Regions from separate parts of the Homo sapiens genome. Here region 1 is linked to region 2. The links are chromatin loops, found by intact Hi-C in ENCODE. Cell type or tissue: PC-9. All regions are shown on one strand.

What was found. A loop is a pair of places that touch in the nucleus more often than their neighbours do. Peaks named below come from ENCODE experiments on the same cell type or tissue, not always from the same donor. Only the 100,000 strongest peaks of a DNase experiment are listed, where the experiment ranks them.
Region 1: a loop joins it to region 2, with 14 times the contacts of the local background. A loop is called at or near these places in 2 of 110 quality-filtered maps.

The regions. Positions count from the first base shown.
Region 1 is chr2:219,055,310-219,060,309 of GRCh38, reverse strand. IHH (Indian hedgehog signaling molecule) reads left to right here. Exons shown (of 3, transcript NM_002181.4): 1 at 1-157; 2 at 2,616-2,877; 3 at 4,445-5,000. It overlaps MIR3131 (microRNA 3131), which reads left to right and starts at 1,560; the gene lies at 1,560-1,622. In PC-9, CTCF peaks have their summits at 1,936 and 2,137 (motif pointing left); no DNase peak of the experiment used is centred here; H3K27me3 peaks cover 4,013 bases.
Region 2 is chr2:219,528,002-219,533,001 of GRCh38, reverse strand. ASIC4 (acid sensing ion channel subunit family member 4) reads right to left here. Exons shown (of 10, transcript NM_018674.6): 2 at 1,100-1,244; 3 at 874-1,001; 4 at 525-687; 5 at 63-119. Among named protein-coding and RNA genes, the nearest start is that of CHPF, 13 kb to the left of the region's middle. RefSeq lists an enhancer at 162-759. In PC-9, CTCF peaks have their summits at 2,434 and 2,635 (motif pointing right); a DNase peak (open chromatin) is centred at 2,661; H3K27me3 peaks cover 2,587 bases.

The DNA.
Region 1 (5,000 bases), 470 kb after region 2:
CCCCAATGTGCCCGAGAAGACCCTGGGCGCCAGCGGACGCTATGAAGGCAAGATCGCTCGCAGCTCCGAGCGCTTCAAGGAGCTCACCCCCAATTACAATCCAGACATCATCTTCAAGGACGAGGAGAACACAGGCGCCGACCGCCTCATGACCCAGGTGAGCGCGATCCGCCCTACCAGCGCGCCGCCACCGAAGCACGGCCACCTGCCCGGCCCTACCCACCCCCTGGCACATTTTCTCGACTGGCTGGCACGCTCCCTGGCACCTGCCCCTCTCGCCAAGCCCCGCTGCCTCCTGCCCAAGATGGGCTGGCCAGGGGTCCAGGCAGGAGTGTCGGCATCCCCAAGCCCGGAGGAGACTGCTAGAAGAGCTCCCCGCTGCCAAGCCCCACAGCCCAGCAGGTTGGCGGCGGCTCCTCTGCCCCAAAGTACTGGCAGCTCAGCCAGACGCTGCACCCGGAGGTACCTCTACCCGGCTGCCTCCTGCGCCTCCAGGACCCACGCAGTCCCTCCCGGCCTAACCTTCTGCACAGCTGTGCCCCTTTCATTTTGAAACTTTTCGGCACCCCTGAGGCAAAGAATCTCTGGGTGCGTAGGGTCACCACGGCCTTTCCTCCCTGTGCGCTCTTGGTTCTACGGGCTGCCCCTTCCAGGAGCAGCGTCCCGGCTGGGTCTGGGGTTAAGAACAGCGAGGAAGAGTTGAATCGGGAGGCGGAGGTGGGAAAAGGAACCTGCCCAGCGAGCCCACGTGTCTGTCCGGAGAGCTGAGGGGTGCTACTGCGGTGGAAGGGTGGGTTATTGGGGCCTTCGGGCTCTGGGACTGAGCTTAGGGGATTCCTGGGCTTGGTGGTGGGGACGGGAAGGAGTGGAAAAGAGGGGCTGAGATGCCGAGGGAGGCAGGGACCAGGGCTGACGCTAGTCTCTGCATGCTGGAGTAGGACCCGCGCTCCACCCAAGCTTAGAGGCGCAAATTCCTTCCCAGCAGCCAGGTCCGCGAGGGGAGAGACCTTCACCCCCTTCCTTCGGGGTCTCCCGAGGCTTCCCCCTGAAAGCAGGCCCCTGGCTTTCTAGATCCGTTGGGAAGAGCAGCTAGACTCAGGGCCCTCAGCATGCACCCTGGCGCCGGGGCTGGCCGGCCAGTGTCGGGGCCGAAGGTTGGCTGGTGGCCGGGCCGGGCCGGGCGCCGAGGAATGCAGATAAGGATCCGGGCCACGGGCTGGGCAATCATTGACAGCGCACGCCCGGGCTCTGGACCCGAGAGGGGGCGGTGGCAGTGAGGGAGAGAGGCGGGGAACCAGGGCTGCAGGCGGGCATAGGTGCGGGGCTAGAAGCCTGACGGCAGGGTCTACGAAGGAGCAAGCGGAGCTCCCTCCCTGGGCAGTAAGCACCCCCAGCCAGGCTGTGCACCAGCGAGGACCTGCGAGGCCCTGGGTTGTAGCTGCTATTGGCTCCTAGGAAGGCTGAGTCCAAGGGTCTGTGAGGCCCGGGCTCTGCAGGGTGGGGGTAGGTTGAGACTTGGGCTGCCCACACTTGTTGGCGCCTCGAATCTCAGAGTCTCAGAGTCGAGGACTGGTGGAAGGGCCTTTCCCCTCAGACCAAGGCCCTGGCCCCAGCTTCTTCTCAGAGTCAGCTGCACAGTCTCTTGGGCTCTCAGGACCCAGGCACACCAGGAGGCAGCAACCAAGGATGACCGCTTCGGTCCTTCCCCCAGGGCGCGGCTCTACCCCAACTCCACGTGAGGAGGATGGTGGAGCTGGCTCCCTGAGATCAGAAGCTTGGTTTATGGAGTTCCTTCCTACGGTATAGGGGCGGGGCACCGGTGCAGAGGTCCTGGAGGTCTGGGATTGTCAGCCCCTTTTGCGCCTTGCAGAGGAAGACGTTGCATGTGGCCCCCCATTGGGCGGCCCTGGCGCTAATCCGCCGGTTTCTGGTTCCCTGGCCCTGTCATCTCTGGCGGGGTTGTGGGCCGGTTTAAGATTATAAGAGGGTCCCGGCGGGAATCCTCGGTGGTGCTCGAGGGATCCAGGCAGGCCGGCGATTCCCCTCCAACACACCCCCTGAAGCTACCGAGACGCTCTGCACCTGCCGCGCCTCCAGAGCCTGTCGTCCCCAGGCCTCAGCCCTGAGGCTGCGGTGACACCTACTGGGCACCTCGGGCCTTGCACGCCTCGCAGGCCGGCCGCAGGCAGTCGGCTCTGCTGCCACTCCTCCCTCCCGGCCGCTGGCTGGCCCTCCTGCCTTGGAGGCACAGAGGGACCGGGCGCTGAAAGGTGTAGTCCTGTCTGTGGAGGGATGGATACCCGGAGCTGAAGACAGCACAGGAGAGAGGGGACCTCCACCTACCAGTGAAGGCGCCGCCAGGGCGCTTGCCTCCATGCCTCCTCCAGATTTGTGATACCGCCGTGCGGTCCAGATCCCCGGGGGCGGCTGTATGCTAGGGAGGGAGCACTTCAGGGCCCTCTGTTCCTAAGGGAGAGGGACAGCACCCTCCCGGGCTTCCAGCTCCCTTGGGTGTGGCGGGAGAGTTCTGGGCGAGGCTGCGCCTACACCTGCACCTCGGCCGGCTCCTCCGGCTGATTTCGCTCTGGTTGATTTCGCGCACATTCCTCTCCCAGCGCTGCAAGGACCGCCTGAACTCGCTGGCTATCTCGGTGATGAACCAGTGGCCCGGTGTGAAGCTGCGGGTGACCGAGGGCTGGGACGAGGACGGCCACCACTCAGAGGAGTCCCTGCATTATGAGGGCCGCGCGGTGGACATCACCACATCAGACCGCGACCGCAATAAGTATGGACTGCTGGCGCGCTTGGCAGTGGAGGCCGGCTTTGACTGGGTGTATTACGAGTCAAAGGCCCACGTGCATTGCTCCGTCAAGTCCGGTGAGCCGCCGCCGGGGGGCTGGGCCCGGGGCCGGGGCCGCAGGGCATGGGCAGGAGGAGTAGTGCCGAGAAGGTGAAGAGCCCGCCCGGGGATGGAGGCAGGGATCCGGGGGAAGAGGACATCAGCGGCGCTCTCCAAGGCTGCTCCTGACCGTGACTGCCTGCTCATCCCATGCCTGGCAGTGTCATGGTAGGAGCCTAGGGCGATAGGGCCCTGTCCCAGGGCTGCTGGGTGCTGACCTGGTGGCCCACAGTCCAGAGCCTGCCACAGGAGGTGCAAGACAGAGCAAGCTGGACAGATGGAGGAAGCCAGGCTGCCAGACAAGGCCTCCCCACCCCACCTGGCACAGAACAAGGCGGGTGGTGGGGCCAGGAGCCGGGGTATGCCCAGACACCTGCATGCCTGACCAGGAGCCCAGAGGCTCAGAACCCACCACCCAGCTGCAGGTCAGCCCTCCCTGGGGCGCAGGCGTCCCCAACCTCTCCCCCTGTGCCCTGAAGCTGGACATTTTGGGGCAAAGCCAGCCAGGAGAGCCAGACTAAACAAAGTGGACTCAATAAAGTGGATTTTCCCAGATTGGCCGCATTGTTGATCAGAATTGGCAGGCACTGGGGCCTCACCCCTCCCTCAAGTCTTGTCAGCACCCTGTCACCTACACTGAACCCAGCCATGGAGGCTCCAAATGGTTCCTGTGTGGCTCCCAGCCAAGCCCCACCTGGCTGCCGGCTCAGCCTTTCACACTGGCAGCGTGTAATAGTTGCACTCTCATAGACCCGCACACTGAGCCCAGGCCCACATTTTGATATTCCTGACCCTACCCTGACCCACAACCACACCCTGAACCTTCCACTCAATACTTCCCCTGCCAACTGTGTCTACTGCAAGGCCCATCCACCCTTCACTGCAAACATTGACCCACGACAACCACTTCCATTCATTACTCCTGACCCCCAAACACTGTTCTCCAGCTCACCTGCTGATGCCGCAGTGTTCTGTCCCTGCACAGGGACTCAGCATGTGAACTGAAGATGGTGACTGTGTCCTCGCCCCTGGCCTGCCCCTGACCCAAACATTCACTCCGAGGCTGCCCAGGAGTCTGCCTTTGCCCCACTGGGTGGGCTCCTCTCACATCCCTACATTCAAAGGTCCAGCTCTGTTACAGAACCTGGGGAGTCAGCCTGAGAGGGCAATTTTTGGGAAGTGTCTGAGCAAGGGGTGAGAAATAACAGAACATCTAGGCCTCGGAGGAGCTAAGCAACCTCCCCCTTCCATGAGGTAGCCCTTTCCTTCTCATCCACTGGGTCTTGGAGCCCCACTATGCTCCTTGGCAAGGTATTAGGCTGGGGAGGGGGGTCACAGAAGATCACATTGGAGTAAGGGGATGGGGGCAGTGAAGTATGGGTTCAAGCCTGCATAGGAAGTGGGGGGCAGGAGCTGGGATATGGTGACGGGGGCTCTCTGGGAGCAAGAGGAGCTCTGGCTGGCTGGGGTGGCCAAGGGAGGGTCGTTGTGACCAGGAGGCTGAGCTGCACAGCAGTAACACCTTCATGTCCCTTTCTCCCACAGAGCACTCGGCCGCAGCCAAGACGGGCGGCTGCTTCCCTGCCGGAGCCCAGGTACGCCTGGAGAGTGGGGCGCGTGTGGCCTTGTCAGCCGTGAGGCCGGGAGACCGTGTGCTGGCCATGGGGGAGGATGGGAGCCCCACCTTCAGCGATGTGCTCATTTTCCTGGACCGCGAGCCTCACAGGCTGAGAGCCTTCCAGGTCATCGAGACTCAGGACCCCCCACGCCGCCTGGCACTCACACCCGCTCACCTGCTCTTTACGGCTGACAATCACACGGAGCCGGCAGCCCGCTTCCGGGCCACATTTGCCAGCCACGTGCAGCCTGGCCAGTACGTGCTGGTGGCTGGGGTGCCAGGCCTGCAGCCTGCCCGCGTGGCAGCTGTCTCTACACACGTGGCCCTCGGGGCCTACGCCCCGCTCACAAAGCATGGGACACTGGTGGTGGAGGATGTGGTGGCATCCTGCTTCGCGGCCGTGGCTGACCACCACCTGGCTCAGTTGGCCTTCTGGCCCCTGAGACTCTTTCACAGCTTGGCATGGGGCAGCTGGACTCCGGG
Region 2 (5,000 bases):
GAAGAGTGGACAGAGACATGAAGAGGCTGATGGAGAGGTAGGAAAGGGTAGGCAGCACGGACCCAGTGTGTGGTCTGCACACTCGATGTAGATATTTGGTGGGCAGATGGTCTCATTGCCTGAAAGGAGAGAAGATTATTCCTGGAATCTACGATCACTTCCCCTGTCCCCCACACGCCCAAATGTAAGCACATACATGCATGCACACACATATGCACACATTTGCATAAATGTGCTTGAACACCACACACACAACCCCCACAAATACGCAACCACGGATATAAATGAGCATGCACGTACACAAATACATATTAACATGCACACAGGCATCTGCATGCCGGCATTCCCACATGCATATGTGAAACCATGTTTAAAAATCCCAAACACTCACACTCACACGGGTACAGACACATACACATGTTGTATACATGCACCTGCCTGTGCACATGAGCAGTGCCTTGCCCCGGGAGGCTCTGGAGCCTAGCAGGGTGGCATGGAGGGCTGGCTGGGGGTGGGGTGCCCACCTGGCATGTGCACCATCCGGCAGTGGCAGCGCTGAAGCACGGCCTCCTTTTCACAGCGCAGCCGGCAGGCAGACACACTGTAGGCCGAGTAGCCCTGAAGCTCAGGCTCCCTGAGCTCACTCTCTGCGCGGCAGTTGCCCCAGGGCTGGGGCAGGTAGGTCAGCTGCAGAGGTGGGGCATGATGAGGTCATGCTCAGGAATCCCACCCAGTCCTCCAGTGCCCACAGCCCCAGCAAAGTCAACACAGCTGGCAGGCTCTGAGCTTCTAGAGGGCAGGTTTGCTCCACATCCCCTCTGAGCCCAAAGGCGAGCCCTGTGCCCAATCCAGGGCCTAGCAGGAGATGCTCACCCGCTGTTCCTGGCAGGACACAAAGGTCTGGAAGCCTGGGGACACCCCGAACCCCAGCTGGTGGATGTAGGGCGGCTCCTCCTGGCTGTGGATCTGCACCCGAATACCTGCCTCAAACGACGTCTCATCTGCACAGCAGAGATGGGGACCTTTGGAAACCCATCCCAGGCAGAGGGCCCAGGCCCCAGTCCCCAAGGTGGCCCTTGTCCCTTTCCGGCCTGCGTACTTGTCTCCCTCCAGATGGGCAGGTACTCCTCCTGCTGGATGTCCAGCATGATCTCCAGGCCACTGCCCATGCCCCCTGCCCGGCTGGGCAGCGAGCTCCGCGGGTCCGCGTTGAAGGTGTAACACTTCCCATAGCGAGTATAGACCTGGGAGGTGGGGTGAGAGAGCAGGAGGGGAGATGAAAGGAGTGGCCAAGGCAACTCCGAAGTTCCCTGCTCCCTGCTGAGGGCCACCAGATCTGCTTGGACACTCCAGTCCCGTATCCTAGCAAGCAATGTACAGCCCAGCCTCTCCAATCAGCGCCAACTTTTCTACTGATGGCCTCCCTTAGATGATTAGAAAGCATCTCCAACCCAACAGCACATCAACACCTTCCCAAACCCTGCCTTCCCCCCACCGTTTTCCTCCACCCTAGTAAACCACCCCACTATATCCACCCAGTTTCTCAAGTCGGAATTTCTGAAATCTCCCCTTCCATCACTCCTGCATCCAAGCCAACAGCTAGTCCTGGGACACTTCTTTCTCTTCTTTTTTTTTTGAGATATGGTCTTGCTCTGTTGCCCAGGCTGGTGTGCAGTGGCACGATCTCGGCTCACAGCAGCCTCAACCTTCCAGACTCAAGCCATCCTCCTGCTTCAGCCTGACAAGCAGCTGGGATTACAAGCATATGCCACCAAGCCCAGCTAATTTTTTTTTTTTTACTTTTTATTTTATTTTTGTAGAGACAGGGTCTTTCTATGTTGCCCAGGCTGGTCTTGAACTCTTGGGCCCAAGCAATCCTTCTGCTTTGGCTTCCCAAAGTGCTGGGATTACAAGCATGAGCCACCACATCCAGCCTCCAGCCCACTTCTGAAATACATTTAGAATCCATCCACTTTCCTTCCTTCTCCAGCAACCCTCATTTTGCCATCTCCTCCTAACTGCTCTCCCACCTTGGTCCACCCTTGCCCCTCCCTACCGGAAGCCATGGTGCCCAGTCCACAGTGCTCAGATCCAATGAAACCACTAACTGACTTACCCAACAATAGCTTCCCATTTCCCACATAATGAAGTCATGCTCCTTCCCTAACCCAAAAGTGCCCATGTGATGTGGCCCTTGCCTGCCTCTCCCACCACCTCCCCCACATGTCTGTGACAAGTTCAGACACCTGGACTCCTTTTCTCCTCGGGCTTTTGTTGTTGTTGTCCCCTCTCCTGGAATGCCCCCGCACACACACTCATGGTATGGCTAGCTGCCCATCACTGAAGCCTCAGCATGTCACACTCCTACATCACACGGCCACATTCAGTGTCACCGTCCATGCATCCACATGTCTGTTGGTTTGCTCAAGGTACTTATCAAGACCTGAGATGATCTTGTTCATCTACTTGTCTCCTGTCCATTGTCCATCTCCCTCAATGAGCATGTATGCCGCACAGGAGCAGGAGCCTGTCTGGTGTCCCCAGCCTCTGGCCCAGTGCAGGGCACAAGGGACACTTGAATGAGCAGTCTCTGCCGCACAGAAGCCCGGCTCCCTTTTCCTCTGCGGAGAGTTCTCCTGCATGGACAGCAGATGGCGCTGGCGCCCCGGAGATGGAAGCCCAGGCTCCCGCTGGGGATTTAGCTGCCACCAGGAGCTGCGCAGCGGCAGGGGTGGAGAACAGGCTGAGGGAGAGGCGGGTTCTAGTTCCCCCCTGCCAGGCTTCCCTAACAGAGCCGAGCCCCTGGGTCAAACCCATCACAGGCAGCACCTTCCCTGAGGGCAAGGGGTCGGCGCACTCAATCACTCTCTCCCGCTCCCCCTCCCCTCTCCTTGGGAACATTTCCCACTGGTAAAAGCTGGAAGAAATGGCAGGAAGCGGTGTGGAAGGAAAAAGAGATCCTGAATGCCTGGCTACACAGGGGGAGTGCAGAAGGGAGAGAGGCTGGGTGGAGGGCAGCGAACCAACTGAGAGTCCTCCTGAGACCTCCTAGGGGGCAGGGTGAAGTCCCCATGCCTGAGAAGTAGACCACCCTGCTGCAGTGCTCTGGGAGTCGCAGCCCTGATCCTCCCCTCTCCCACAGTTCTTCTACCACCCAACCACCCTGCCTCCCGTTCCCGAAACAAAAACGTGTGCACCACAAACAAAGCACCCTGAGTTTACAGAACACAGTGCCGTCTACCGTTGCACACATCCCCTCAGTACCAGCTAGGTGTAGTTATCCCAACTACTTCAGATGAGGACATCACAGCTCAGAGAAGTGAAGTGACGTCCAAAGTCACACAGCTGGGAAGAAGGAGAGGTGCACCTCATCGAGGGGCGAGGCTCCAGCTGCTCCTGCAAACCATTGCTGGCACCCCCCACTCCAAGCCTAGCCTACCTCGGGATCCAGCTCCTGCCCCAGCCCCATCCAGGTAGATGAGACAGGAATGGGCCCCAGTCCCGTCCCTTTCTCTTCTCCCATTCCTCGTTCCCTCCTGCATCGTTCCTCTGTACCTTCCTCACCCTTTCTTCTCCATATCGGCTTCTCTTCAATTCCTTTCCTGTCCCCCAAGTCCTCTCCTTCCCTCAACATCCCCCACACACCTTTACCAGCTCCCAGATTCAAGTCCTTGACCCCACAGGTATCACCCCTGCCCTCCTCCCTGCTATGTATCCATCTGTGGGGCAGGAGTGGGTGTCATGGACAGCTCAGGAGCACTCAGTATGCCCCATGCACTGTGCTAAACGCTTCACATGTTCTATCTGGATGAATCCTCACAACTACCCTGTGAGGTGGGTACTATTATCTCCCCATTCTACAGAGAAAGAAATGGAGGCTCAGAGAATTCAACTGGTTTCCCAAGATTTTCAAGCCCAGGGCTTAAACACTATTGTGCACACAAATCAGGGGGATCTTTTTAAAGTGCAGAGTCTGGTAGAACAGATGTGGGGAGGGAGCTGGACAAGGCTGAGAGTCCATGGGCCACACTGTGAGTAGAAAGGCACTAGGTAAAGGAGGAGAACCCAGCAAGACAGCCCGACTCTAGACCTGTGCTCTTATCGCAAGTCACTGGAGGTGGAGGAACTCTGAAATGGGCCTGGTGCAAGATTCCTCTATCCCATCCAGGTGCAGTGGCTCACACCTGTAATCCCAGCACTTTGGGAGACCAAGGAGGGCAGAACACTTGAGGTCAGGAGTTCAAGACCAGCCTGACCAACATGGTGAAACCACATCTCTACTAAAAATACAAAAATTAGCTGGGTGTCATGGTGGGCACCTGTAATCCCAGCTACTCAGGAGGCTGAGGTAGGAGAATCGCTTCAACTCAGGAGGTGGAGGTTGCAGTGAGCTGAGATCACACCACCGCACTCCAGCCTGGGCAACAGAGTGAGACTCCATCTCAAAAAACAACAACAACAACAACAACAAAAAGTCCAGACCCCAGGACTCACGCATGTAATCCCAACACTAACACTTGGGAGGCTGAGGAGGGCAGATCACAAGGTCAGGAGTTTGAGACCAGCCTGGCCAATATGGTGAAACTCCCGTCTCTACTAAAAATACAAAAATAAGCTGGGTGTGGTGGCGGGCTCCTGTAGTTCCAGCTACTCAGGGGGCTGAGATAGGAGAATCGCTTGAACCCAGGAGGCAGAGGTTGCAGTGAGCTGAGATCACGCCACTGCACTCCAGCCTGGGTGACAGAGCAGGACTCTGTCTCAAAAAAACAGAAAAACAAAATTCCTGGGTCCTGGTGGTGTGGGAAATGCTGATGGGAGGCATATATTAGTATTTGTAGAAATCTGAAAGTACTCAACCTCTTCCTATTTCAAACCAAGAAGATGCTAGAATCAGCTCTTGCTGACACAGCCAGTTTTGCGTATATGCTCCAGTTGAAAGGCTAAAGAAGGCATGGGCGACGTGGGGTACCCACGTTATGAGCTCCTCACTCATGTCCCTC